3 separate regions of the Homo sapiens genome follow, and all the other regions are linked to region 3. Evidence: read pairs that join two places in POLR2A ChIA-PET (ENCODE). Cell type or tissue: MCF 10A. All regions are shown on one strand. Each heading gives the region's core, and the rest is flanking DNA. Links, peaks and the distances in the headings are about the cores only.

The links. Peaks named below come from ENCODE experiments on the same cell type or tissue, not always from the same donor. Only the 100,000 strongest peaks of a DNase experiment are listed, where the experiment ranks them.
Region 1: POLR2A ChIA-PET joins it to region 3 with 32 read pairs; 5 of 35 experiments call an interaction of 5 or more read pairs at or near these places.
Region 2: POLR2A ChIA-PET joins it to region 3 with 11 read pairs; 28 of 35 experiments call an interaction of 5 or more read pairs at or near these places.

Annotation. Positions count from the first base shown.
Region 1 is chr12:53,933,244-53,942,979 of GRCh38, forward strand. HOXC13 (homeobox C13) reads left to right here and starts at 5,588. Exons shown (of 2, transcript NM_017410.3): 1 at 5,588-6,399. The coding sequence starts at 5,664. It overlaps HOXC13-AS (HOXC13 antisense RNA), which reads right to left and starts at 6,400. Exons shown (of 3, transcript NR_047507.1): 1 at 6,228-6,400; 2 at 3,922-4,114; 3 at 2,085-3,126. In MCF 10A, for the core only: CTCF peaks have their summits at 5,877 and 6,078; DNase peaks (open chromatin) are centred at 5,398 and 6,598.
Region 2 is chr12:54,202,907-54,212,642 of GRCh38, forward strand. No RefSeq gene overlaps it. Among named protein-coding and RNA genes, the nearest start is that of SMUG1, 19 kb to the left of the region's middle. RefSeq lists a silencer at 7,639-7,933. In MCF 10A, for the core only: a CTCF peak has its summit at 5,090 (motif pointing left); a DNase peak (open chromatin) is centred at 5,055.
Region 3 is chr12:53,995,776-54,005,511 of GRCh38, forward strand. HOXC9 (homeobox C9) reads left to right here and starts at 4,386. Exons shown (of 2, transcript NM_006897.3): 1 at 4,386-4,951; 2 at 6,655-7,562. The coding sequence starts at 4,414. The coding sequence ends at 6,899. HOXC-AS1 (HOXC cluster antisense RNA 1) reads right to left here and starts at 4,235. Exons shown (of 2, transcript NR_047504.1): 1 at 3,934-4,235; 2 at 3,247-3,492. It overlaps HOXC-AS2 (HOXC cluster antisense RNA 2), which reads right to left and starts at 1,010. Exons shown (of 3, transcript NR_047505.1): 1 at 895-1,010; 2 at 58-134. RefSeq lists an enhancer at 1-10. In MCF 10A, for the core only: no CTCF peak of the experiment used is centred there; a DNase peak (open chromatin) is centred at 4,266.

The DNA.
Region 1 (9,736 bases), core at 580-8,579, 63 kb before region 3:
CGAAAGTGATAAATACCTTTTCCAGGCATTCGGTTTGTTGGCTTTCTGACCAAAAGGGGCTTTTGTTAGGTCTGTACGAGGAAGCCAAATTCAGCCCCCAGCAAATACTCCTCCACCTCTTCCCCATCCCCCCTCAGCTCTCTTGTCTAATTTGAAAATGAACTTGGACTTCCCTCTCAGACAGGCCCTAAAACCGAGAGAGATTTTACTTGTCTGTTTCTGAAGGGCTTCCTAAAAGGGGAAGGGTGTTTAGTGGGAAGGGAAGGGGACAGGAGGCCTTTTCCCCCAGTAGAGGACAGGGTGGGGGTAGGGGATGTAGTGAAGCCAGAAGGCGGGAGGAGATACTTTGTTAATTTCTTAACTCTGTGTTTATTCCCTGAACTTCTTTTGTCAATGAAAGGTAAGAGTAGGGAGGGGGCCAAGTGACAGACTGAGATATTGCCCAAAAAGAAAAGGGGGTGGATGGGGTAAGGGCTAGAAAAGGGCTGAGGAAGGAGGGGATGAGGAAGGTTGGGGAAGGGGCTCTGTGATGAGCTTGGCAGGGCTAGGAGCGCGGGGAAGCTGTGAAAGAAAGAGGACTGGGGTTAGGGACTCCAGAAGCCTCCAGAGGAGGCATTCTGACAGTTCTCCATGGAAGGGGCCACTTGACGTCCCCCGACCAAACCCAGTACACCACCAAGCAGAGTCTGCAGCTGGGGGCATCCTGGAGGAGAAACCAGGAGAAGATTTGTGATAGCCTAAACTTGGACCCCCTGTATGGATCCCTGCAGAGCCAGAGAGGAAAAGGTCTTCCGGGTGACCCCAAACCTTAGCCAGCACTGCAAGTCCTAACTAGGCAGCAGAGAGGAATGGATTTCCCTGATATCTATCACAGGAAAATAAGTGGGGCCTGGAGGTAGGCAAGTTTGGGTTTAAGAGCGGAAAACTCTGAAACAAGGAGCAAAGTGATGCTTCAGCTACCCTGGTCCCATCTTCCCTCAAGCTGGGGGCCTAGGGAGGGAGAACACTAAAGGTGGAAGATGCCAGGATGGCAGCTGCTGTCCAGGAGGTGAGTTCCCAAGCTAGTAGAAGAGGCCTAGTTGCCATTTTCAGAGGCTGGGCTGTGGGAGTAGAGAGATCAAAGTAGAGCAGGTTCCAGAGGGATCCAGGAGCCTGGGAGGAGGCATCCATGTCTGCAGGGTCCATGGCTGCAGGGACGAAGGGACCTCCTGGAGCCCAGAGAAGTGGAGGGAACGGAAAAAGGAGGGGAGGGTATTGGGCAGGTCCAGGGAGCTGCAGGATCAGCCAGTTTTCTTTCCTTCTCTACCAATATCACCCTCTGCAGCCCATCAGGAATTTTCTCCAAGCATGTGGGAGGGTCTTCCCACACTGACACACCCTCAAGGGTATACCCCCTCATATGCCCTTTCTGAACCCCCAATCCCTTCCTATAAGTGGCCTCTCTCAAACATCCCTTTCTTGGCTAGCTCAGGCCCTGTCTTCCTCTATCCTCCACAAATCTCCTCTTCCATCGGCAGCCTGAACCTTGGACAGGAAAGGGCCCCCAAACCCTTTGCCTGCCCTATAAGGCCCCAAGTCTGGGCCAGAATCCAGACCCCATGGTGGTGAGGCTCTTTGTTCTCCTACAGCCTCAACCCACCCCCACCTTTTTTAAAACTGGAATTTCTCCCATTAAAAGCGGGTTGGGGGAGCAGGAGCTTCAGCGCTTTAAGCTCCCCCCCGCCCCCCGCCCATATGGAGGAAACAGAGAAAAGGGCTGCAGGGAGAGAAATCATCTGACACCTAATTTTCAGAGGAGAAAATCTGGGCATTGAATAAGGGACACAGAAACGCCATTTCTTTCATCCTTTTCCCTAGCCTAGCATTGAAGCTACACCCAGCCCTCAAATGTGTGCATCAGGCTTGCACCCTCCGCTTGCAAATGTTGCTAAGTTACACCTCTGACTTCGTCTTAGATACAGTGGGGCATGAATTCCACCCCTCGACTTCAAAAAGACACAGACATCTGCTTCTTCATTTTTCTATATTTTCCTGGGGGATGTCTTTGTAAGTAGCGTAGGAAGAACATGTAAATTAAAAGTGTATACAGACAGACAAGCAGAGACCTTTATTTGCATACAGAGGATTTAGGCAGAGAGCTGGGTATCTTTAGGAACTCATTTGGGCTGTGTCCACAAGGCCGTGTGCTGAAACGGTGCAGGCAGCCTGCACCCATCCCTAAACTCACAGGCACGCAAGCGCACGCGCACACGCACATACACAGACGCTTCCCGTGAAAAAGCATATTAAATATCTCCTTTCTGTGTTGGATCATTTAAAAGAAAACATTTCAGAGTTGAACTTAGCCGAGAGCTTGGTTCATGAGCTGTAGCTGAGGGCAGAGTGGCTTCTGCCGCTCCGCGGTTGTAGAAGTCCCTTTGAAAAAGCAGCCGAGAGCAGAGCCGGGGCTTCCCGACGAGGCTGAGGAGCCGTTTTCCATTTTCCTTTCGTATAATTAAATGCTCCGTCTTTCTCCGCATACCAGCAGCTGGATTTTCTCTAAACTTCATCCACAGTCAAACCTCACTGCCTCATCCCCGAAGGCCGGCGGGGCGCGCCCGGGTGAGCACCGCAGCCGAGGGTTTCAGCGCCAGGCCCTGGAAAGGCTTTCTAGGGCGAGATCGCCTTGGAGATGTAATTACTACGTTTCTAGTGGTGCATATTCTCCTGGAGTGTTTAATTTGATTTTACTTGTGTCTCAGCGAGATCCACATTTTTTTTTCGGGGGAGGGGGAAGAAACCACCCCAGGCTTAAAGTTAATTAACCAGCAAGGCTTTACTTTCCACCGCCCTCCTGCAGGCTCTTGCCTCGGCGCCTCCCTTCCCGATCCCGGCTCGCCCCAGACTTGGAGACTGCGTTTGCAGGCGCGAAAGGTCTTGGGGAACCAAGCAAAAGAAGAGGGAATTGTTCAGAGCAAGCGGACTTCCCCAGCCGCCTTTAGCGCCCTTAGCCCAAACTTTCCCCTCCAGCCTTCCCACTCCTCCAAGTCGCTTTAGGGGCCTACAACTTCGGCTGGTCTTCTTGAGGAAGAGGACTATGGTTCCCTTTCTTTCTTCTCGCCACTAAATTTTGGCCGCATAGTGCTCCTAATAAATGGAATTGTAAAGTTGCCGGATTAATTAAATCTATATCTCATTGCAATAGGAATAGTTAATGCCCTCATATAAACCTGGAAAAGACCATACTATTAATTTTATTTATTGCTTGGCCGCCCTGCACCCAGATCCTTCACGCCGTTCTGGTTCCCACTCCCGCCATTCTGGTTCCTACTCCCAAAGGCTGGGGACGTGTCTTTGAGTCCTGGCCCGCGGAAAACGGGTCCGGCGTTGGGCCTGACCGGGGAGGGAGCCCCAAGAATGGGGTGGGCGTTTCAGGCCCTTTGTTTCTCCTGGCAGCCCTGCAGAACCCTGTCCACAGCGCCCCACTACTTCCACCTGGGAGCAGCACTTCACAGAAGGGGAGGCCAGGATCTGGGTTCCACTTCTACTACCCGCGGCTGGAAAAAGGCAGGCGTCTCCACCCACCCACCCCCACCAGCCAGGCCTTAGGCAAGGGGGCCAACGTCATACAACCCAGTCTAGACTTGGCCAGGCCCTGTTTGCTCTCCTCGTTTTACCTTGACCTTGGACTCCAGCAGCAGGATAAGCAGTTTCCTAGCAGAGCCGGCTCCCAGCAAGACCCTATCTTCCACTGGGCTCATCTCTCCCCGCCCCTCCCTCATTGCCCTCAATGCACACTCGAGCTGGTCTCCTTATGTCTTAACTCTCTTTCTGTTGTATTTTTCCTCCTAATGCCAGCCCAGCCCGCAGCCTGCTTTCTGAACTCTGAGCTGACCCTTCTGGATGAAGATCACGCAGATAAGAATTACTATCCTAACTCACCGATGTCCGGGTGCTCTCAACCGTCAAACACCACCTTCTCCCCACAAAGAGGAGGGAGGTGGCCCGAAGGGGTTTCTGCAGACCTGTCCATTTGCTCTCCACTTGAGGGGTGCAGTAGGTCTGGCTGAGCGAGGCGCTGCTCTGTGGCCATGGTCTGTGCGCTGGCTGCACACGAGCACTCAGCATTTAAAACCTGTGGCAGAGGGAGGAAAGAAGGAAACGCTGCAGCCCCTTTCCCCTCTTATTTTTCTCTCTTCATTACGATTTCTCAGGGAGGTCCTGTGCTGAAAGGGAACTTGACTCAATTCCACGGAGATGCTCCCTTAGAAAGGGGTGACTCTATTGAGGCTCCTGACAAGTTGGGAGATTGGGAGGAAAGAAGGGAGAGCTTTTGAAGAATCAGTAAGTTGGTGTTAATTTTTTCTTTGAAATAGGGGGCAGTTTTAGATCATGAAACTATTCCTCACTAAAAGAGGGTGACCTAAGAAAGCCGTGGGAGCTCCATTGCGGGTATTCAAACTGGGGACTGTGTCATGTGGCTTAACCCAGGCCCCTGAGGGCAGAGGTGGGTTCTGCAGGGTCCCCCAGAGTGGCGCCAGAGAGAGGTCCCTCCAAAGGTGTAGCACTGAATCTCCCCCATTTTCCACGTTTTCTTTTGTATACCTATAGAAAGCGCGCTCTCCTTCGCATCCAGGGCTTTTAGCTTTCCCAGGCTGAATCTTGCGCCCCCACCACCCGCATTTCTTTGAAAAACCTCACTCTGAGATTTTTTATTTCTATTACATATTGAAATATCAGTCTATTCTATTGCTTTTATTTCCCTCGTTTTATTCTTTCTCCATTTATTGCCGAGTATATTCCATTGCCTCTCGATCCCCTGCCCCAGGTGATGAATTCTGTATTTGGGGGTTGTCACACCCCTCTCCGCTTGAGAAAAATCCAGCGAGGTAAAGCAGAGTGTCCTTTTCAGACATCTAGAGTTTTGGGGAATGTGGCTGAAGGTAGGAAATGGAAACACAATCCCGGCATCAAAGGCTCGCTACGCAGCATCGGGTTCTTTCCAGCCGCGAGCGGAGGCGAGCTGCCAGGGCCAGAGCGCTCCTGACTGTTTTCTATTATCTTCATTTATTATTTTTTAAAACCTGGTTTCTTCCCCACCCTTAGCTTCAAGCCCCAATCCAGAGACTTCAGCAGTCACAGTGATCGGCTTGGCGGTAGGGGGTCTGTCTCTCCGGTGCACATCCTATGCCTAGGCGGAGGCGCCCAGTTACAGCGCTCTCCTCCCTACACCCCTTTGCGTCGGCCAAATTCAGCCTCCCCCCCCTCCCTCTCCCTCCCTGGGGCCTGCCGGGGGCGTCTCCCTGTCCCTTTAAATCTCCCAGCTCCCGCCTCCTTTGGCCTACCTGAGATCCAATCAGCACAGACTTTTTCCCTTTCGCCCCGCCCCACCTCGAGGGGAGGGAACCCCAGGAGACCTGGCCGGGGCATCACGTGCGCAGAGCGGGTCACGTGGGCGCGGGAGGGGTGCTGAGAGGTGGAGAGCGGGAGCCGGCGGATTTCTTAATGAAGTGTCTCCGCATGCGTAGAGGGAATGTAGGGAGGGAGGTGGAAGCACTAGGAGGAGGGGAGGGGTGGAGAGAAAAGAGGGGAGGGATGGGGGGAGGGGAAACAGGAGCGAGGTGTCTCCCTAGCTCGCTGCCTCTGGCAAGTGGAGTTTTTAAAAAGCTCCAGCAGATCATGTCATGACGACTTCGCTGCTCCTGCATCCACGCTGGCCGGAGAGCCTTATGTACGTCTATGAGGACAGCGCGGCGGAGAGCGGCATCGGCGGCGGCGGCGGAGGAGGAGGCGGCGGCACGGGCGGAGCGGGGGGTGGCTGCAGCGGAGCGAGCCCCGGCAAAGCCCCGAGCATGGATGGTCTGGGCAGCAGCTGCCCGGCCAGCCACTGCCGCGACCTGCTTCCGCACCCCGTGCTGGGCCGCCCGCCGGCTCCCCTGGGCGCCCCTCAGGGCGCCGTCTATACGGACATCCCGGCCCCGGAGGCGGCGCGCCAGTGTGCCCCGCCGCCCGCACCCCCCACCTCGTCCAGCGCCACCCTGGGCTACGGCTACCCCTTCGGGGGCAGCTACTACGGCTGCCGCCTGTCGCACAACGTGAACCTGCAGCAGAAGCCTTGCGCCTACCACCCGGGCGATAAATACCCGGAGCCGTCGGGCGCCCTGCCCGGTGACGACCTGTCCTCTAGGGCCAAGGAGTTCGCCTTCTACCCCAGCTTCGCCAGCTCCTACCAGGCGATGCCCGGCTACCTGGACGTGTCGGTGGTGCCCGGGATCAGCGGGCACCCGGAGCCGCGTCACGACGCCCTCATCCCCGTCGAAGGCTACCAGCACTGGGCTCTCTCCAATGGCTGGGACAGTCAGGTGTACTGCTCCAAGGAGCAGTCGCAGTCCGCCCACCTCTGGAAGTCTCCCTTCCCAGGTAAGGAAGGGACCCGAGCGCCGCCGCCGCCGGGGACCCCTCCCCGCCCTGCCTGCCCCGGGGCTCCGCGCCCCAACCACCCCCGCCGTCTGGCCCCGGCGCGCCCGCTCGGCTGGGCTGCCTATGGAGCCGGCCGGGCGAGCTGCACTGAGGAATGCGCCGGGGAAGAAATCTGCTCCGACACGTTCTCTGTAGCTGCCCGGCCGAGAATGAAGCAATCACAGGCGCCCGAAAGCCGGGCCGCCGGCTCTGCTCTGTCCGGTAGCTCGCCTCCGCCTCCCCTTGCAGGCTCCAGCCTCCCGCCGGGCTCTTGGCCCCTAAACCTGCTTCCGGCAAGGGATGGGGGCGGGGTGGGCCTATAGTGCCTTGGAATCCAGGACAAAACCCCCAACCCACCGAATAACTGGGGAGGGCGGAGAATAAGAACCCCCACTTTCTTTGACAGAATTCGCAGGATCGTTCAGGCACTAGACAGTATTTTTTAAATAGGGGACTAATTTGCTGGGGTCTACAGAAATGTGAGATTTATTTTTTTCCTTTCCTGACTTATTTTAAAAATCTGGCCACGAATTTCCTGATTGTTGAGGGAACAGAAGATCCAAAATCTCTGGAGAGGGAGTGGAGAGGAGGCTAGAATCCCTCCCCAGCATTGTAAAGTTTTCCTTGCCTCTTTGGTATATTGAGCTCAAACCTATAGACATTTCCACTGCCAACTCCCCCATATGTGGTCGAGAAAGAGAGTTAGTTATTGGTGCCCCAGACACAGAAAGAAGGGCGTGGGGATGAGAAATGGGAGAGGAAGACCTGTTCAAGACCTGTTCAGGGGCTTCTGGAGTCCAGACCCAGGCTGGGGACCCCTTGGTCTTGTCTGGCTAAGGATGGGAAGGGAGAATTCATTCCCCTCTTGTTCCGTCTCCAGTTGAAGAGAGAAAGGCTCCTGTAAATCCCACCGCTCTCCTTGCGGACAAGACCAGTCCCAGGTTTCCCAAAACCACACCAAGAGCTTTGGATCCTGCCTTGTGCTGAGAAATCAGGATTCCGGTCTAGGGAGTCCAGCATTTGAGTCTGTTCTCCCTGTAAGCAGAGCTCAGTGGGAGAGCGTTCTCCCTTCTGATACCTACAGAGGTCTTTGGGGGTGGGGGGCCCAGGGCAGCCACAGATGTCTCCCGACAGTGCCCAGCTCCCCGACCAGCTCCACGTGCCAAGCTCAGGGATGTTTTCCTTGGAAAGCATAGACCCAAAGACCTCCTAAGGGTGGGCCTGAAATTCCTCTGCATACGGAATTGGAAGAAGAGGTAGGTGGTTTAAAAAAAAATACTGAGTGATATTAGAGAGTGTAGCAAATAACATTCTTGTGAATATTATGAAATTACTTAGTATAACACAACTCAATACCAGGGTATGACCTACACTAGGCACCCTGACTTCTGATTGCCAGAATTAAGGATGGTGCAATTTTAGTACATGGTATTATGCATCACCTACCCTGTATTGGCTGTAATATTTTTATATAATATGATTTCTTTTATTAACTACCTAATATGAAATATACAATAATAGATTTCTAGAAAGACAATTCACATGTTCATAATACAGCAATGTATTTTAGAGAGATGGCCCTTTAATTCTCTATCTCACCAAAACACAAAGCTTCTTAGGAGATTGGGGTCCAGCAGGAATTCCTGGGGCAGGGAAGCCAATGGGCTATGCCAAGGGGCTAAGGGGTAAGGGATCAGGTGCCCACCAAACCCACTGTGGATTGGGGGCACAGGCCCAGAGCAATGTGCAATGGGTTTAGTGTGAAGAGGTAGAAGAGAAGGAGCTGTTCTATGTATGAATGTGGTGTGGAGTAGGGGTGAAGGATTGGAGAGAAGCTGAGAAATATCTTTGAGCAAAATAAACATCTCAAAGATTCCTAGGACACAAAACAAAACAAAACAAAACAAAACAAAACTCCACTAAAAATAAATACTTTTTTGATCACAGCCTCCTAGAGAAAAATATCTTTGAAATAAAAAAAGTATATCCCAATTGAGATTTAATACACTTGCAAATTATGGCATGGAAATGGATATAAAACCTAGCATGCCTCAGCAGCTATGTGCTCCCACAATCCCCGTGTGGAAATAGAATTGGGCTGATGTATCTCAGTGAGTGCAGAGGTACAGACAAGAGGCAGACGAATAAGAAATTATCTTCAGACACTCTCCATCTTTCTACCCACTCAGAGATCTTTTAGAAGTAGTGAGATTTCAAGATAACTCTGTCTGTGCAATTGTGGTTTGTTCGGCAACATGTAGGCATAAACACTGCTGTCTCTCTACAGTGCCTCTGGCTCTGAGAATCCTCATCTGTGGTAGTCTGGGCTGGTGTGGGAGATGGAGGCAATTGTTCAGCAAGATCCAGATAATTAGGGCCAAGATGTGTCGTGGCTTCTTCCTTCTCCCAATTATACAGACTCTTGCTTTATTGCTCTGGTTTTTTTTTTTTTCTCCCTACGGTGAGTGTAGACTTTTTTTTTTTTTTTTTTTTTTTTTTTTTTTTTTTTTGAGAGAGAGAGAGAAGCAGAAATTCCAGGAGAGAATCAGAAAGGGAGAAAAAGAGAGATGGGGTTTAGGAGAGAGAAAGAGGGAGAAAGAAACAGTGGGCTATTTGGACCACACTAGAAGTCTTTACTGACAAGCCTTTGGATTTGGGTTGGGAAGAGTAGCAAGCTGGATTTCTAGCTGGACAAGGCACTCTTCAGAGCCCAGAGCTTGCCTGTGGGGGGGCGGGTGGTCAAGGGTGGGTGGGCTGTGGGGAGCTGAACAGAGGGGCCCCGAAGCCCAAAAAGAAAGCCATGGCTGAGCATTGAGATGATTTTTATTTACTCCTCAAAGGTGTCTATTAGGTTTCCAGGCATGAAGTCATTCGTGTATGTGATCTGGAGGGAGACTAGGGAAGGGGTGATTGTAAGATTAATAACTAAGCCCCCACTCACTTTAGGCAGTGTACGCACATCTCCAGGTCCAAGCTACCAGATGTTTCTTCATCTCTACATACCATTTCCTTTCCAGATAAGGCAGCAGACAAAGAAAGGGGGCTTCTTTGAGAAGGCAAGACTGGAGTTATTTCCCCAGGAGGCCAAACCAACCTGCAGTTGGTCTGATCCAGGACAAATTGGCTAAATCAATCCTTGGCATCCTATAGAGAAAAATAACCAGTTTAAACCAGTTGTCTACTTTTTAAACTGATTTTTTTTAGGGTTGATTAAATCTCATTGGAAATTTAGAGCTAGAATTTAGGAAACCAAAATTGGATAGGTAATTGTGAGAGTTTAAAGAGAGTAAAGTAAAAA
Region 2 (9,736 bases), core at 800-8,799, 210 kb after region 3:
ATAAAATTAAAATAAAAACAAAGGTGTGGGCCAAGCACGGTGGCCCATGCCTGTAATCCCAGCACTTTGGGAGGCCAAGGTGGGCAGATCACGAGGTCAGGAGATCGAGACCATCCTGGCTAACACGGTGAAACCCCGTCTCTACTAAAAATACAAAAAATTAGCAGGTGTGGTGGTGGGTGCCTGTAGTCCCAGCTACTCGGGAGTCTGAGGCAGGAGAATGGTGTGAACCCGGGAGGCGGAGCTTGCCGTGTGAGCTGAGATCGCGCCACCGCACTCCAGCCTGGGCGACAGAGAGAGACTCTGTCTCAAAAAAAAAAAAAAAAACAAAGATGTGGAGAGAGGGGTCAGGAACTGACCCGCTACAGAATAATTCTGGACCTGCAATGGAGGGTGCAGATGGGACTGATGGGTTCTGCCCATCTAGAAACCCACCACTCCAGAGCTCCTGGAGGGAGGCAGACTAGGAGCCCTTAGAAGGAAGAGCCAAAAGGTCCCCAACACAGCCCTTCAATCCTCCACCAGTGCCTACTTTCAGAAGGTTGGGCCTGGTTGGTAAGGGCCCATTTAGCCAGATAGTGGACAGCAGATCTGGCCTGGGGCCTGAGGGCATTCAGTGCAACATCAGGGAAGCCTCAGGTGTCGGCATGCCTACTTCATAGTGTCAGTGGCTCTCCCAAGCTTGTGCACTCACCAACTCATCCCACCTACCAGCTGACCCCAGGGCCAGAGGCAGGATAGAGACCAGAGGGGCCTTCTGGAGTTCTGGGGCAAGGGCTGAGGCAAAGGCACACCGAGACCCCCAGGTATGCCTTCACCCCATGCACAGCCACACACACGGCTGGCTCCACAGATGGACCCAGCACACCCTCAGATCTCCCACACACAGACCCTCCAAGCATCCCATCCTGAGAAGATGAGGGACGGTTGGAGTGGATGGTAAGGCCACAGGGCCCAGAGCAGGGACAATGGTCAAGGCCAGGGCAGGAGGGTGCCCCAACCCATCCTTCAGCATCAGTGTGGCCCTGAGGAGCCCATGATCTCTGAGCCCCTGGCAGCACTCATGAAGAGGTCAGGGGATGGGCACAAAGTCACCCTAGCAGGGGTTTGTGGGCATGTGTAAAGGGGGGACCAGGAAGAAGAAGAGGATTATAAGCCTGGAGAGAGACCAGTCTTTCCCCTTGGATCCACACCCTTATTCAGAACTACTCACTTAGGCTATTTGGAAGTTTTTCCAGGCATCTAGCCTCAATCCTTCCTGCTGGAATTGGAGAGGATTTCTCTCTGGGAATTAATTACTCTGGCTTTTTACCTCTGTTATAAACCAAACAAAGAATTCTGAAGAGGGAAGAAGGGCAAAAACTGGTGATAGATGAGAAGAAGGGAGCAGGAGGCCAGGGGAGCCAGGAACAGCAGTGACAGTCAGAGGCAATGTCTGCAGCGCTCTCTCCTCCCCACCTACAAGGGGAGATCAGGGAATATGGACTTTCCTTGGAGAAGAAACTTGGGACAGATGACAGGGAGGACTTCTCAGAAAATAGTTGATAAGCACCTTCTCTGGAGATTAGAGGGAGAGAGAAGAGAGGAAGAGGTAGGTAAGAGCGCAGGAGATGGAAAAAGAAAGTGTCTTGTCCATCAAGAGAAGAGAAACCAACGCAGAGAAAGTGGAGGAAAACGCTATAGACCTGCAGTGGTGGGGACCTAAGATTTTAAAAGTTTAGGATTGGTCGGGTGCGGTCGGTGGCTCACACCTGTAATCCCAGCATTTTGGGAGGCCAAGGTGGGTGGATCACCTGAGGTCAGGAGTTTGAGACCAGCCTGGCCAACATGGGGAATCCCTGTCTCTACTAAAAATACAAAAATTAGCTGGGCGTGGTGGCAGGCACCTGCAATCCCAGCTACTCAGGAGGCTGAGGCAGGAGAATGGCTTGAACCTGGGAGGCAGAAGTTGCAGTGAGCAGAGATCACACCATTGTACTCCAGGCTAGGTGACAAGTGCAAAACTCCATCTCAAAAAATAAAAATAAATAAATAAATGAAAATAAAAAATAAATAAATAAAAAGCTCAGGGTTGTTCCACTTACCTTTCTGGGCTTCAGCTTCCTTCCCACAGTGGGGATAGTAAGCGCCTGTCTGGGGTCTAAATGAACGCCACTCAGTGCCTAGCACTATAAAAACTCAAGCACAGTGGCTTCCCCCAAACTGCAGCCTGACAGAGCAGGAAGGGCCCTGGGTGCCCCCTTAGCCTTCTGGAGGGGTTGTAGGAGGTCCGCCAGCCTTCTGCCTCCACTACCCATCACCTGGCTGCCCATTAGAATCAGGCAGGGCTCAGGGGACCAAATGCTAGGTCCTGACCCCAGGACCTCAGAGCAGTTAGATCAGAGGGGTCGAGGAATCAGAATTGTAATGCTCCCAGGTGCTTCTAAGTCATCTCCTGAGAACTCCTGGCTTAGCCTCATGCTGTCATATTTCAAAGTACAGAAATGAGGCCAGGAGAGGCAGAGAGAGCAACCTGCCCAGCTCACCATCTACAGACCAGAACCCCCATGTGCAGGAGGGGGTTAGTTAGAGAGGGCAGGGAGGCATCTCACTCCTCCTCCATGCCTCCTCAGCTCCTGACTCCAGAAAAGGTCTGTCTGGCCTTTCCTCTCTGTCTGGTGCTGCTGGGACCTCCCTCCCACTCTGGCCCATGGACAGAGCCCTCCTCTTTCAGTCACCCAGACCTGAGGTGGGCTCAAGCTCTCATGGCCATCAGAGCACCTCACACATAGGCAGTGCTCAGTAGGCATTTATGGGATGAACAACTATCGGGTCTCCACCCAGGGGGCAGGAACTTTCCTAAAGTACCCAGGAAAAGGCTAGGAAGAGAGCTGCTTGCTCCTATTTTCTCCAGTCTGAGTCCCAGCTGAGAGCTGAGATACCGTCATTCCCTCAGCCACCTGAGCCCCATCTGGGGCCAGGAGAGCTGCAGGACCCAGCTCTGCACGCCTGCTCTGTGGTGTGGTTGCCCTGGTAAGCAACTTGACGAGCAGCTCGTTCTCCAGGTAAATGTGAGGCCAGCAGACCTCCCAGAAGGACAGACAGTATCATCGGCATGAAAAGACCAAGGGTTGTGAACACTCCACTACACTCCCAGCTGAAGGCCAGGGGAGAGATTAATCTGAATGCTGCCACTGAATGCAGGGGGGAGGTTCTAGAGGCCCCCATCCAGTCTGGCTCCTGCAGAAGGTCCATTCCCACAGCCTGGATGAGCCCCACTTTCCTGTTCTAGGACCTCTCAGACAGGGAGGTCCCCTCTGTCAGCCTCTGGGTGTTGTCTGTCCTAAAGGTCTCCTGCTGAAGAAAGCCAGGCTCAGGTCATGGGAAGGTCGGATTGAGCTGGAGAAAGGGATAGTGAGCTGGCCATGCAACTGGTCAATGACCATTCAAAATCACACCTGTGACTCTGAGTCCTGGAGGGCTGGGAACAGAGTCAACCAGAGAACAGAGATGAGATGAAATGCCAGGGCTGGGAGAGTAGAGACAGCAAGAAGCAGAGGAGGTGGGGAGGAAGGAGGGAGAACCCCAGACAAACAGGATGAGGCCAACAAAAGGAGTGCAGCCTGCTCCCAGGTGCCTCAATGGTGGTGGCGCACCCCTGTAGTCCCAGCTACTCGGGAGGCTGAGGCAGTAGAATCACTTGAACCCGGGAGGCGGAGGTTGCAGTGAGCTGAGGTCACGCCACTGCACTCCAGCCTGGGCGACAGAGCGAGACTCTGTCTCAAAAAAAAAAAAAAAAAAGAAAGAAAGAAAAAAGAAAAAAGAAAAAAAAGAGGGAAAGGAAAAAGGAAATGCAGCATCTCAGGCCCTGCCGCCAGACCTACTGAGTCAGAATCTACATTTTGACAAATCCTAAGGTGATGTAAAGTTTCAGAGCACCAGACCAGTGGATGATTAAGTGCATGGGTTTAACATAGAGCCCCCCAGAGCTCTGATAGAGGCCTGGTCCTTCTGCTTACTAGCTGAGCTTCTGTTCATTCATCTGCAAAGTGGAGATAAAACATATGCCACAGGGTTATTGTGAGCAGCCAAGATCAAATGAGAAGTGCTGGGCACATGCTGAGCATTCCACAAGCAGCCAGAGGTGGTTACTGGGGGTATGGCTAGCACCATCACATGGGATCCATCCTGCTTAGTACTCGTCACTGGGTTGGGATGGCCTGGTTGCCTGCTGGCTGTGCAGTCTTGGACAAGGTCCTCCACCTTTCTGTGCCTCAATTTCCTCATGGGTACAATGAGAATAGCTAGAGTGCCTCCCTTGAAAGATCGATGCGGGATTAAGTGATTAAATGATCTGATGCGTGACAACGACTACATGTGGTCTACAAAGGTTGGCCACAATAGTAATCACAGCAGCTTTCACTATCATTACAAGAGCCCCAATCTCCAGACACCTGGATTCTAGGGAAGGTAGTGAATATCCTTCATTCAGCTGGTCAGTTGGGCCATGAGGAAGAGGCTGGTGCAGAGACAGGGAAGCCAGAGAAGGGGAGGACAAGGCCTCTTCCAGGAGTTAGCCCCAGCAGTGGAGGTGGGGGGAAGCAGGCACTTGTTCTGAGACCTGGGTTTCTGTGTGGTACAGCAGACACACCCACTTCTCATCAACTCAGAGATGCACACCAGTAAGAATGGTGCAGTAACCGTCTGAAAGCTCGGCCATGAGCTCACCGTGCAAGCCTGAACAAGCACGTTGCCCTCCCTGGGCTCGGTCTCCCCAGCTGAAGATAAGGGGATTGGCCCATTAGACAATCTCTGAGTCCTTTGGGGCCACAGGACGCTGATTTGGTGGTCCTGGTACATTCTAAAACACACAACTGCCCCTGTACATGTCACAACATGGGTAACAAGGCAAGACACCCCTTCCCCACCTCATCCTCACACACGGAAGCACGGGAGCAGGAGCGAAGCATCTGGGAATTAACCTAGACACAAAACCACTGGGCCCTTCCCATCGCCCTCCTCGGCCTTCAGCAGGGCCAGGTGAGCGCACACCCCTTCCTGGAGGTCACAGTCTGGGCATCTGCTTCCCTCTGCTGGCCAGAGAAGGGATGGCAGCCTGGTCTGCAAAGCTAGACTTGGGGGCCTGGCCTGGTGGGAGGTGGGATGTCCAGCATTCATCCTGTCCTTAGAGTCGCACCACCAGCCGCCTCCTGGACCTAAGTGAAGGCTGTGAAAAGGAATAAGTAGAGGAAAGCCCACCAGCTGACCCAGATCTCTCTGCAGGGAAGAGAAACCGGAATAAACAGACACACTAATATTTATTACATTAACAGACAATTAGATCGCATTTAATATGACTCAGGCACTGTCCTAAGTGCTTTACAGATCTTACCTCATCTAGCCTCTGAGATAGGTGCCGCATTATTCCTCATTTTACAGATGAGGGGGAATAAGATAGAGGAGCCCCAAAGTTACGCAGCCAACAGATTCAAGTGGGTGCTGCGCCACCTCCCAGAGAGGAAGGGGCCAAGAGAGACCAGGTAGGGGTGGAGACACTTAGACACAGCTACAGAAACATGACAGAAGTCTCTAGAAGAGCAGAGGAAGATGGGGGGAGAAGTGGGAGCAAAGGAGGTGGGGGAAGGGGAAAAGAGAGGGCAGCAGGATGGCTGGGAAGAGGGAGGGAAGGGAGGTGGGCTCCCTTTTGACCCCAGGCCCCAAAGATGCTATCAGGCCAGACCCACCGGAAAATCCTTCCTAGATCCCTCCACATTCCAGCTCTGCTGGGCTGGTTTTACAGCCTCATGGTGCAGCCGGACACTGTTTATGGCAGCTCCATTCTCTGCCCCTTGTCTCCAGGCCCCAAAGGCATCTGGCCAGGCTGGGGGAGGCTTGTGGAGGCAGGGGTCCCCCGCCCAGCTTCCCAGCCCCTCCTTTGAACCCTGCTGGGTGCCAGAAGGAGGGGGCTGCCTGGGCACCACAAGGGCCCCTTCCAGGCTCCTTACATCGAGCCTGGGAGGGAGGGGGCCGACTCCCCCAGGCATGGGCCACCTCGAAAGGACCACTGAATCCCACCTCTGCCAGTTCCTGGCTGCGTGATCTTGGGCACATGATTTAGCATGATTTGACCTTCCTCAGCCTCAGTTTACTCTTCTGTAAATTGGACATAATAGTTCCTCATGGTTATTTTGAGAATTTGACATATATATATATAATAATTTTTTTTTCAGATGGAGTCTCGCTTTTTTGCCCAGGCTGGAGTGCAGTGGCCCAATCTTGGCTCACTGCAACCTCCGCCTGCTGGGTTCAAGTGATTCTCCTGCCTCAGCCTCCCGAGTAGCTTGGATTACAGGTGCGCGCCACCACGCCCAGCTAATTATTGTGTTTTTTAGTAGAGACAGGGTTTTGCCATGTTGGCCAGCCTAGTCTCGAACTCCTGACCTCAAGTGATCGGCCGGCATCGGCCTGCCAAAGTGCTGGAATTGATTACAGTAGTGAGCCACTGCGCCTGGCCATAGAATGCCTGTGTTCTAAGGAAAGGATGAATGGAAGAAGAGAGATGAAGGGAAGATCCTAAGAAGGGCTTAGCAGGGATGCAGGGCAGGGTTAGCTCAGGGGAAAGGAGCAAGAGAAAATAGAAGACACCTCCTTTCCAGCGGTGTCCTAGCCTGATAAATACTGGGGAGGGGGAGGACATGGAGATGGAGGAATATCTGGGATGCCCCTAGAGACATACAGAAAGGAGGGCCAGGCCGGGCGCGGTGGCTCACGCCTGTAATCCCAGCACTTTGGGAGGCTGAGGTGGGTGGATCAAGAGGTCAGGAGATCGAGACCATCTTGGCTAATATGGTGAAACCCCGTCTCTACTAAAAAAATACAAAAAATTAGCCAGGCATGGTGGCGGGCACCTGTAGTCCCAGCTACTCAGGAGGCTGAGGCAGGAGAATGACCTGAACCTGGGAGGCGGAGCTTGCAGTGAGCCGAGATCGCGCCACTGCACTCCAGCCTGGGCGACAGTGCGAGACTCCATCTCAAAAAAAAAAAAAAAAAAAGAGAAAGAAAGAAAAAGAAAAAGAAAGGACGGCCACCAGGGATGGGAGGAAGATGCCCTCCACACATGCACTGAGGGCGAGAAGAGGTTAATTGAGTCTGTCTGCAGGCAAGATAAGGCTCCCACAGAGCTGGAGCTAGTTCCCTGGAGTGTCTTCTAGATAACACTCAGAACCTGGCTGAAGATGAACAACTCCCAGGGAGACTCTGGAGGGAAGAGCAGGAAATCTCGGGCACTCTCACTCCACCCTCCCTACGCCCCCATCCCTTACAGAGGGAGGTGGAAGTCAGAGAGAAGAACTTGTGAGCGCTGCTGCACTACCCTAAGGTGCTGAGAATCCACAGCTCTTTCCATCCTCCGTTCTTCCCTCCCCAGTGCCCATCAGGTGCTTACTCAGAGGTGGTGCTGGGTGCTTTCATAAGAGGGTAAGTCAATCTCAAGGGACTTTGGATGCTAGCCCTTTCCCCAGAGCCATTAGCAACAAGTCCCTGAGTGACGTCAAGGGCCGCCAGGCTATGGTCTCCTCTTTCAGCACCCATGGACCCTCCATGAGGTCCGCTCTCCCCACTCCACTCATTTTCCCACCAACCGCTCCCTCCCCATATCACCCTCCCCAACCACCAAGAATTCCAAACAAGAGGCTGGGTTCCAGGCCCCATGTTTATCTCATGGCAGGCTCTGTCATGTCAGGAGCTGCCCCTGAGTCTGACCCCCTGCCCTGCCCCCAGAGCTCTGCTGAGAGGATACACTGAACAGGGATGCCCAGTGGACAGGCCTGCAAGGACTGGGGCCTGAGGAGCCTGGGGGTTCCATATTCTCACAGCAGCCTGAGCCCCAAACAGGTGGGATCGGGCATGTGAGGGCCTCTTCCCTGGCCAATTTCTGCAAGGGCTTCTCAGGACCCAGCGGCCACCTCCAGTCCCTTCCTCTTCCTAGGTATCTTTCCATTTCTCCACAGCTTCGATTTGACTGGTCATTTGATGTAAGACCCAGGAGATGGAGCTGCCACGGCCACCCCTCAGCCCCTCCTTAGCCCAACCGTATCCTGGAGCTGCAGGACCCAGGTTCTCAGATCCAGGCCTTCCCCTTCCCCTGCGCCCTCTCAGAGTGGGGTCTTGCAGAGGAGCCTGCAAAGGGGGCACCAACAGGAGGCATAAACAAACAGTGCATGGGAGAGGAACTGGAGATACAAAAATAAAACTGACCTCAAGCAGGTCATAAACAAAGCGGGACCCACTGTAAATAAGGGTGAAATTTACCATAAACAGAAAGTAAAAGGGGCTATGAGCAGAGGGCCTTAGGGGGGTGAAAAGCATGATCAGTGCCCCCTCCCCAAGTGAGCAGTGGAAGGAAGGGGATCTGGGAGCACCTGGCCCAGGGAAAAGGAGGTCTGGAGAAAGGGGCACCTTGAGAGGCAGGAGTTTACTGTTATCCAAAGGGATACCACACAGGGATATGAGTTGATGGGATCTCCAAACAGTAGGAGGCATGGAGGTGGGACTTGCAGAATGATTTCCTGGTGTCAAGGATGAGTGTAACCTGCCATCACTTCACCATCTCTTTTTATCCTCACTCCCCTCCTTCCAACCCTACAGGGCAGTGGACAGAGTCTTTGGAAATAGCTCGAGGAGAAAGATTCTGAAGCTGGAGCCCACTCCAAATCTCAGGAAAGAGAAGGTCCTGAGTAGGATGGGGAGTGTGGAAAAGAAGGCCCGGAAGGGAATACCACCCATCCCAGCAAGACAAAAACATAAAGTCAATTCAAAGGTAAAGAGCTCATTCTACTTTTCCTCCTTCCCTCTTCCACTTATTTCCTGTCTCACCTTGCACTTCCTCCTGTCTCTGTTTTCAGCCTCCTCTATTTTTCCTTGCTTCTGGTGGCATCTATACCTCCCAAAACATGAGGTTCAAAGGCAAAATTTTTAGTGAATCCCAGCATTGCTCTCTTATATCAAATGACCAGTCAAATTGAGGCCGTGGAGACGTCTGGCACATTTAGGAATTGCTTCTGTCTCAGTCTCACCCTGGTACACACACATGCACACTCACACACATTGACACACACACTCACACACATTCAGGCACTCACACACTCGCACACTCACACACATTCATACACTCACATACACTCACACCACACACGCACACACATTCACACACTCACACATATTCACACACACCATACACTCACACACTCACACTCACACACACACCACACGCTCACACACACATACACACACGCACACATACACACACTCGCACACACACTCACAAGAGCACGTTCTCTTCACTTTCATCTCCATGTACATGTCTCTGCCTCCATGTTCTCCATCCTTCTGAACTCTGGAAGTCAAGAGGGGAAGGATGAAATTGATGTCTGCCTTTGCAAAAGGATCCAGGTAGATCCCATTCTGTTCCTAATCTCTAAGCATGGGTGTGAGGGTGAGGGGAGAGATGGAGCCCATAAATCCTCTGAAATCTTCCTAGGACCAAGAGAAGGTCCATATATTGCCAGACCTTAAAACCATAAGTTGCTCCACCACTGTCGTCCCCCACCCCCAACCACATAATTACTATTCATAGTGCACAACTGGGTGATTAATGACCTGATTAATAATTACTCAGGCTAATAAAATAATTAATTAATTTGGCAAGCCATTATTTATCTGTTCATCCTCAGCCTGAAACTCTACAACTAGGAGTTTA
Region 3 (9,736 bases), core at 1,045-9,044:
CACTCCTGCTGGGCCTCGGGACCTGACTCCTGGTGTGTAGGGATCCCAGATACCCACCTTGGGTGGGGGCAGGACGCGGGTTTCCTCGCGGCAGGCCAAGAGAACTCAGTTTCTGCTTCCAGCGCAGGCCTTAGCTAGGAGGAGTTGTGTGTGGGTGTGTTTTTCCCAACAAAGAGGGATCAGGAGAGAGAAGGGGGGAAAGTAGAGGGGAACCAGGGAGGGGGCGGGGAGGGGAAGAGGGCAGTGGAGAGGTGAAATGAGCCCATTTCAGGGGGAGAAGGAAAATGAAAGCAAATGGAGTACGGCCTTCTCCGCGCAGGGCGGGTGCTGACGAGCCGGGAGCGGGCTCCCTGCCTGCGGCAGCCGGGATGGCCCGCTGGGGACACCGGAGAAAGCCTGTTTTAAATTTAATCCGAACTTGACGGTGTGGATTGAACCGGAGGGAATTTAAATCACTAAAAGGAAGGCGCGGGGCAGGGGGAGGGGACGACTCTAACCTGTCTATCTTTCTGTCTGTCCTTCCCACGGTGCTAGTTTGGTTGTGGCCGCAGCTGCCCAGGTTTCAGGTGATGGAGTAAGGGTGCCCCTCCCCCTCAGGGGTCTCTCCTGTGCCCAGTGAAGTCTTTTGGGGGTGGGAGGGAACTCTAAGAACCAGAGTGAATGCACAGCTGCGAGCTAAAGCTGGGGTTTCCCCCTCCCCAACAAGAACTCCCAGTGGCCTCCAGTCCCTGGGTTTGCCCCAGCGGTGCTGAGGAAAATTGAAGGGAGTATGTGGGTGAGGGGAAGTCTGGAGTATGGCAGAAGATTCAGAAGGAGTAACTGAACCCCAGGAAGACAGACCTTCCTTCTTGGTGCCCCTATATCCTTTGTGCCCCGCCCCCCGCACCTACAAACCTGGATTTGAGGGAAATCTGCAGGTCCGCTTCAAAGCCCTGGTCTGCCACCCACACCCCTCCAAATGTGGAGAATGGGGGCTACAGGCCACATGCAGTTGTGGACCTGCGGAACCTCCGCCCAGTGGACTCCGGAACTCCCAGCCTCTTCTAGCCCCCCTCCCCAAGGCCGCCTCTCTCCGAAGGGCGCAGGGAAAATGAGGCATTGGCTGGGAAGGGGCTGTGGGCGAGGCCTGCTTCCTGATCCACAGCCGTGCCTGCCTCTGAGTGGGAAGAGTTCGGAGGTCATAGTCCCAGAAAATAAAATAAAATAAAGGAAAGCGACAATCTCCTTGGTTTCACAGGGGATTTCACGGCAGCAGGGATCCCGCCGGTGAGCCTCACTGCCCGCTGCTGCCGCCTCCGCAGAGTGGGCAGGCAGGGTGCGCAGGCAGCTCAAGAGTTGAAAAGAAGGCGGTGTTCAAAGGGGGTAGGAGAGAAGGGGGCATCTCTTTACGGCCCCAATGTCTATTTGAGGAACTCTCCCAAATAGCAGAGGCCCATAGGGGAGGCTCCTTAGGGACTCTTTCCTCCAGGAAAGCTGAGGCTGGGGCAGCTGGCCTTGTCGCTTGGAGAAGACGCAAAGGAAGAGCAGGGGTGAAACCTCTTTCCTCTTCTGTTTCTTCGCTCCTTGAATAGAGCAGGGCTCAGCCCCCAGCTGCCTAAGCGGCTGTCTGGACCAATATGGGGTTCTATATCCCTGAGGCCTAGAGTACCCATCCGAGCAAGTCTCCTGGGAGGGGCAGGAGAGGAGCCCTCTTCCGCCTTTGTGTCCAGACAGAAGTGGCCGCCGCGCCCGGAGCCGGTCCCGCGGCAAAGGCCCGGCAAGCCAGCGGGCTGCACAATGCCACGGCTGCTCCGCCAGCTCGCCCCTGCCCCGTCCTGCCTGCCTACGGCCGCCCTTCCTCCGCCTCCCTCTCTGCACGCCTGCCTTTCCCGGCTCTCCTATCTCTTTTCATCTTGCCTTCCTTCTTTTAATTCTCCCCCTTTTTTCCCTTTATTCTAATGCTCCGCTTCCTTCTTTCCTCTCTTGGGCCTGACTCCATGTTTCAGTTGGTCTGTCCCAGGCTGTCTCGGGTTCAGTCTCTCTCAGGCTCTGTCCCCTGATGTCCTCTTGGTCTCAGTCTGGCCCCGGGCCCCGCTGAGGGCTAAACGTCTCTGCTCATCGCTGCCAGCAGCCGCCCAAGTGCCGGGCCCGGTCCTCAGCCGCCCTGGGCTGGGGGAGGTGCTGGCTGTACTGGGGATTTGGAGAAAGCCTCGGCAGGGGGACTGGAACCTCCTGTCTTTTCCTTGAACTAGTGAGGGAGATTTTTTGATTGACAGCTAACCCAACTCCATCAAGGCCAAAGAGATATTCTGTTTCTTGTTGTAAGTTGGGCTTCCCAGCTCAGTCCAGCTCAAGGGAGGGGAAGACAGTGGCGCCAAGGAGCTGAACCCCCAAGTCGCCTCTCCCCAACCAAACACATCCCTCATCCTCCCCCATGAGTTGAAATCCCAGCCCCGTTAAGCCGCCCCCTTAGACCAAAAAGGAAAAGGAAAGAGCCAGAGAGGGGGAGGAGCAGAGACTTGGGAGGGGGCCTATGGAGCTGGGGTCGGTGCTGCCAGCTGCAGCTGTCTCCCCCTAACTTTCCTCCCCCCGGAACACACATACTATACACACTCTCCCCAGCCCCTCTCCACCCCAGAGGAGAAAGATCCATAGAGACGCAGGAGAAAACTAGCCCCCGCCCCTACCCCTGGCGTTTGGTCCCCTCCTGGGGACAGGAGAGGGAAAGAAGGGCAGGCGTGGCCGGGTCTGGGAAGACTCCTACCCTGCTGCCTCCAGAGCCTGCATCTCAACCTCAGCTCCTGTCTATTTTCCCTGGCCACAGACTGGGACTCTTCCTTTCTGACCCTGAAATTGCACCCCTCCTTTAAATTCACTCTACCCTGCCTAAGTGCACCATATTTCTGGGGGTTTCACCTGTCCCTTTCTCCCCACCCCCCAGCCAACCTCCATGCCCCCTCTTCTTCACCCACCCTGATAATTTCCTACTTGACTAAAGCCCCCCTTTACTACACCACCATGGGACAGTCTGATGCAAAGCAGAGGGCTGGGCACAAACCCTCAATTGAAGGAGGAGGGTAGCAACCAACTTATTGGGGGGAGGAATCCAAGTTGTCTGATATTCCTCTGCAATCACACTGCCCCCTCTGGAATTCCTGCATCCGACCCCAAAGAAATTGCTTTCTCCTGTTCCTCCGTTGCTTTTTTCCCGTTCCAAAAACAGCCTACAATTTTATTTAATGAAAGATACATTTATGAACAATCAAATGATCCTCATAAAAATTTTATTGAGGGACGTAAAAACAAGCTACTTGCCCACGACCGAGGTCGCTCTTTTGCCTTGCCCGCTCTCACCCTGGCTCTCTGCAGACAGAGCCCGGGAGCGACTTTTTGGGGGGAGTGGGGGTGGGGAAGTGTCGCAGAGATGGAGTTGGGGGCAAAGGAGGGTGCGCAGGAAGATGGGATGGGGACGCCCCACTTAAGTTGTGTAGATCTCTCCTACACTTCTTCAAGCTGGCAAAGAAAGATAAATAGATATAGACAATAAATTTAAAATAAAGGCGCCTGTATATCTGTGCCAAAGCAAAGAGAAGACTTCTGAGGCTGCTGATAAAGGTGTATGAGATCCTGAGGTTCTACCCCTCCCACCCAGGGACCACCTTCCCCAGGCTTCCCCTACCCCAGATTTGGGGGGCAGAGTTGGCCAGTGGCAGAAGAACGCTCCCCTTCCCTCCTTCCCTCCCTGTATCTCAGCTTCCCCAGTCCCCTCCCACCCTCCCTCCCTCACCGCCCCTGCTGCTCCTGAAAGAAATACATACATACACACTATTTAAAAACGCATTTTTAAAAGCCACGTTCCGAACTGACAATCGCTGATCTCGGCTCGCGCAGAGACTGCGGGAGCGTCGGGGCCGACAGAGACGGATTACGTCAAGAAATAGTTCCTCCACCTACCTCGGTCGGCCTCCCCGCCCCTGCGGGGCTCCCGCGCCCAGCTCGGCCCTGGGGGTCCGAGAACCCTGGCTTCGGGGACTGGCATTTTCACCCCATTAAAAAATCCTCATGGTTGGGGGGAGGCCATCTGCTTATGGGTGGACATGGGCACAGGGGCTTCTCAGATGAGCTAGGAGCCGTCCTGAGGGGGTGACCGGTGCCTTGGGTCCAGAGTTCCGGACCCCCAGGAAATCGCAGGTCGCGGGGAGCAGCAGAGAGAAGGGGGTGGGAGAGGGGGAAAAGAAGGCAAGGAAAAAAAAGCCCCTGCGCATTGATCCGCGCCGTATTTTTGGGTAAATACGATCACGTGGGGGCCGGGGAGCCAATGAGCTGTGGGGAAAAGGCTGGAAAAATAATTACCTGACTTGATTGTTCTGTGAGCAGATAAAAAGTACATATACAGTTCATACAATAATCTTATGTATGTAAAACCCCGTTACGATGTCGGCGACGGGGCCCATCAGTAACTATTACGTGGACTCGCTCATCTCTCACGACAATGAAGACCTCCTAGCGTCCAGGTTTCCGGCCACCGGGGCTCATCCCGCCGCCGCCAGACCCAGCGGTTTGGTGCCGGACTGTAGCGATTTTCCGTCCTGTAGCTTCGCGCCCAAGCCGGCAGTGTTCAGCACGTCGTGGGCGCCCGTGCCCTCTCAGTCGTCCGTGGTATATCACCCGTACGGCCCCCAGCCCCACCTCGGCGCCGACACGCGCTACATGCGGACTTGGCTCGAGCCGCTGTCCGGCGCCGTCTCCTTCCCCAGCTTCCCGGCCGGGGGCCGTCACTACGCCCTCAAGCCGGACGCCTACCCCGGGCGCCGCGCGGACTGCGGCCCAGGGGAGGGCCGCAGCTACCCGGACTACATGTACGGCTCGCCCGGGGAGCTGCGCGACCGCGCCCCGCAGACACTGCCCTCGCCCGAGGCGGACGCGCTCGCCGGCAGCAAGCACAAAGAGGAGAAGGCCGACCTGGACCCCAGTAAGTTGGGAGCAATTTTCCTTTACAACCGGCGCGGGAGGGGAGGGGAGGACGGGCGGGGGCAGCCGAATTACAGCCCTCCCGAACCGTGCAGGGAGCGCGGGAGAGGGGCGAGGGGGCGAGGACTCAATAAAAGCGAATTACCTTGGGGAGCTTTCAGGGGCAGGAGGTCTGAGAATGGGGCCCAGGGAGACAGGTTGGGAGAGGGCCGAGGGGAGCTCCTCTCTCAGGAGCTGGCTTTGATGAGAGACCCCTGCCCCCTCCTCCCAGCCCAGGCTTTTTGGCTCAGTCACCACTTTCGAAGAAAGGCGGACAGGGCCAGGGGATGGGGCTGGGGGCGAAGTTCAGTTTATGATTTGAGATGGGACAGGGAAGAGGTGAGGAGGACACTGGGGGCACAGAGGAGATACCCCCAGCGAGAATGACCCCTGCTTCCCAGTCAGCGTGGAGGTCCTCACCCCACTAGAGATTCACAAAACAGAAGGTCCATGGACTTCTCCCCCAGGAGCACTGGGTGAGGGGTCTGAGGTATTTCGAAGCCTGAGAACTTGGAGAGATCAGGACTTTCAAAGAGAAGTGGGGATAAAAGTGGGGTCTGAGCCTCCTTAAACTTGAGAACCCTCTTCTGAGGGTCTTGGAGGGGAAGGATTGAGAATGGGGATCAGGGATGAGGAGTGGGCATCTCCCCAGATTAGAGAATTCTACACACACACACACACACACACACACTCACTCTCACTCACTCACTCCAATCAGGGAGACAGGCGCCTTCTGAGGATTGCACAGGAGGGCTAGGGTGGGGGGCAGGTGGGAGCTGCAGGGCCAGAAAAAGGGGAAAGAAGGAGAAACAGCAGGGGAGGGGGTGCAGACCCCTGGGTGTGAGGAAGTGTCTGGGGGAGTCCCAGGAGGGGGCTGCAGGAAATCTTTTCCTCCAGCCCCATAAGGGGCCAGGGCCTAATTATACTCCTCTGAAGGCTTCCCTCCCTGCCCTCAGCTACTCCCATAAACCTGAAATTGGAGGCTTGGCTCCTGCAGAGCCTGTCCTGGGGCTGGCAGGAGGGGGGCACTGGAGGCCAAACAGGAAAACTAAGATATAGGGGAGCCTGTCCCCAAGGCCAGCGGCTCTCTGGGGAGAGGAGAAAGACTTTTCCCGTCTCAGCATCACCCTGAGAATTCGCCTCAGCAGGGTTGAACTCCAAGCGGGAGGATGGTGCTGCAGAGGGTGGTGAGGGGTTTAGGGATTCTCAGGGTCAGGAAGCAGAACTGCTAAAATTTCAGGACTTGGTCGTGGGCTGGGAGGATGGGAGGGGGCAGAGGAGGAGGGAGGTGGGGAGGAGAGAGACCTTGCTATAAAAATAAAAAACAAGAGAGAGAAGCGTTTATGGGCCTATGAAACGGTTGGGAATTTGGACTTTTTATGAGGATATTCTCAAATTACTACTCTTGAAGCTGAGGACCAGACTAGAGGGGCTTTGATAGCTTTGGATTTCCTACAGTTTTAGGTGCTGGAAACTGAAAAGGGGGAAGCTGGGGAGGGGACAGAATGCAAAACGAGGAAGGAGGAAAATTCCTAAAGCAAAATGTGTCCAAATTCAGGTTCAGTTATTGCATTTGGGGAGCCTGGCTAAGTCTAGGGGTAGAGTAGCAGAAGTCCTGGGCTGGAAAGGGGCTCCACTGACCCCTGCTTGTGTTTGGCCCTCCAGGCAACCCCGTGGCCAACTGGATTCACGCCCGCTCCACGAGGAAGAAGCGCTGCCCCTACACCAAGTACCAGACGCTGGAACTGGAGAAGGAGTTTCTCTTCAATATGTATTTAACCAGGGACCGTCGGTATGAGGTGGCCCGGGTTCTCAATCTCACCGAGCGGCAGGTCAAAATCTGGTTTCAGAATCGAAGGATGAAGATGAAAAAGATGAATAAAGAGAAAACCGACAAGGAGCAGTCCTAAACCCTACCCAGCCTGCTGCCTCAGCACAGCCAAGGGAAAAACAAAAACCCCACAAAATACCCCAACACAGGCGGGGGAGAGACGAAAAAGAAAAGGAAAGAGCAAGATAGACAAAAGCCAATCAGCTTAAAAAGAAAAACAAGGAAGGGGAAAAGAAAACTCTTGCGATTTGGGAGGGTTCAGTGTTGAGATATTGGTGTTTTAGAGTTAGTTCTACCCAGCGAGGAGGAGGCGGGGAGAGAAACTGCGTTCTCTTTCCCCAGCGCAACCGAAATAAATGACACATACAAATGTGATTTTTTTCCTCCTTTCTTCAGAGAAGCCAGTACTTGAATCGCTATATTTCTATTTTTTTTTCCCTGTATCGTATTTGGTCCAGGTCATCCCTCCCCGGGCCTGGGGCGCTCTGCGTGCAGATTTTGTACAAAAAAAAAAAAGACACACACACATACATGATAATGATTCCCAGCCCAGGAGCTGAGGGGTGAGGGCTGGGGACCATGCCGCGGGCTAGGTCGGGCCCGTGCAGGCCGGCGCCTTGGGCTGTACATAGTGTTCCCTCTCATCCCCAGGGTTCGTCCCCAGCGTCCGTCCTGTAACGTGCTTCTGTTTGTTATGGTAGAACAGCCCTGTGTTAATATATTGAAGTCACTTAACCAGAAACCCAACTGTATCCAGTTCTCGTTATTTCTCCTCCCTGTGGTTCCCAGTCTGCTGTTGTGGAGGAGGCAAGTGCTCAGGTCATCTAGCGGAGGCTGGAGCCAGAGAATGGGCTCCTTCTACCTTGGAAGGGCAAACGTCTGCTTCTGCAGCTGCTTCTCTCCAGTCAGGGAGGGGTGGGGGGTCTCTGGGGGTGGGGTGGAGGCTGCTGAGGCCCAGGCCCAGCTTGTGCTTTCCCCGGCTGGCTGCCTACAAGTTTCCTGGTGGCTAGATGGAGTGCGCGGGAGAGGCACGGCATGAATGGCTTTCCTTGGCTGTAATTAATTGTAATAATTTATGAGTACATGAGATTGGAGGGAAGAGATAGGTGAAGATGAAAGTTGGGTGCTGGGTGAGGGCCCAGGCTGGATTCTTGCCTGGCGGCATTGGTGCTTTGGTGCTTCCAGGGATGGCTGGGAAAGAAGGCTGGGAGGGGGCGTGTGACTAGGAGGAAGGCCAGGCAGGCCTCAGGGAGCAGGACAGGCACTGGGGACTGCAGTGGAAGAAAAAGAAGAAAAACACAGTGAGAGAGAAGAGATGGGACATGGAAGGAGAGAGGAAAGAAAAGAAGGAAGAAAGGAAAGGAAGGAGGGAAGGAGAAAGATGGCAAAGCCAATACAATCAGAATTAGATGTAGTTTCTACTTCTCAATGCAGTCTCAGCTCCTCGATCCCCTTCTCCTAGTTCTTTTCTTCCCAATCTCTGTCTCCCCTACTCTGGTGTTTAGTTTGAATGTTTGTCTGGGGGTGACTGGGTCACGCTGTGCAGCTGCAGCATTTCTGGGGGATGGTGTGCCCAAGGCCCAAGGAAGCTGGCCAGAGATTAGCCAGGAGTGGGGTGCTCCCTGGTGGCCGTGGGACCCCAAGCGCAAAGATGTGGGGATGTGTGTGTAACAGTCCGGTGGGGCTGATCGGCTGTACTGCACCCCAGGGCGCCTTCCTAGAACCAGCAGTTTTAATCTGCTAATCAGAAGCAGACACAAGCTGCCGGGTATGCCTCGGCCCAGCGCCCCCTTTCTCGGAAATCCCCCAATCTGGAAACTGTTAAAATCAGACTGCTTGAAATATAGTCATTTAATATCTCAAGCTGCCCATTCTGCCAAAGGTGCAGGGTGTCGCTCTGAATATTTGGGGAGATACTCCGTGAAAAAAAATAGAGACCCAGCCCATGTGCTGCTCCCCGTAGCATCACCTTACAGGATGGTGAGACACTTGTAGGGACCAGCCCCTTCCCCATCATTTGAATCTCCTACTCTCTCCTTCTATTAAAACTCCAATGTCGGTGGCTGGAGGAGGGTAGGAAGGGGTGAAAATTTTGTTTCGATAATACTGGGGGGCAATCAAGTCGCAACAAGGGACTTCGCAGTCGCTGAAGCACCAGCTCCTCTTTCGAGCTTAGGAGACCGCCTCCCCAATTCCAGAAGCATTGTTTTCTTGGTCCATTTGAAAGGTGTTTTGCCTATAGTTTTTCTCCTTCCTCACACCTCTCTTTGGCCATTTTGCTGTTCTGGAACTCTGACTCCTGTTCCCCACCCAGTGGAGGCCAAGACACCCCTCTCTCCCCTGGTCGGGAGCGCTGGGATGCGGGCTTCTCTCCCAGACCGAGAGCGGCGTTTCCGGGCTTCCACCCCGCCCCTGCTCCCAGGCCCTGTCGCCTCCCCTCAGCGTCCATCAGCGCGGCCTGCTTCCTGCAGCCGGCCTGAGCGGCCTTACTGCGGGCAGGAAGGAGGGCCGCGGGCTTGGAGGACCCTGAGGAAAGCATGGGATGCAGAACAGGCCCACCCGGCCCGGCCCACTGTTCAATCCCAGCCCAGCCTGCAGGTCAGGATTGGAATCATTTTTTATTCGCTATCATTTACGAATTAACAACACAACACGCATCTGGGGAAAGAAATGAAAGCTGGGGGTAGAGAGGGGCTAGCAAACGCCCTCTTCCCCTAATCTTCCCCTCCCACCTCTCCTCTGCTCCTTTGTCAGAATCACAAAACCCTAAAGATTGTTCCACTTGAGAAGGCAGCGGATAGGTACATTTCCGCAGCCCCGAAATGCCACTTTTATGGCGCTGTTTGTCTCCCTGTTCTGGGTTCTCAATGGGGCCGAACAAAACAGCAGCGCGGAGCTGGCTAGACGTCTGGGCTT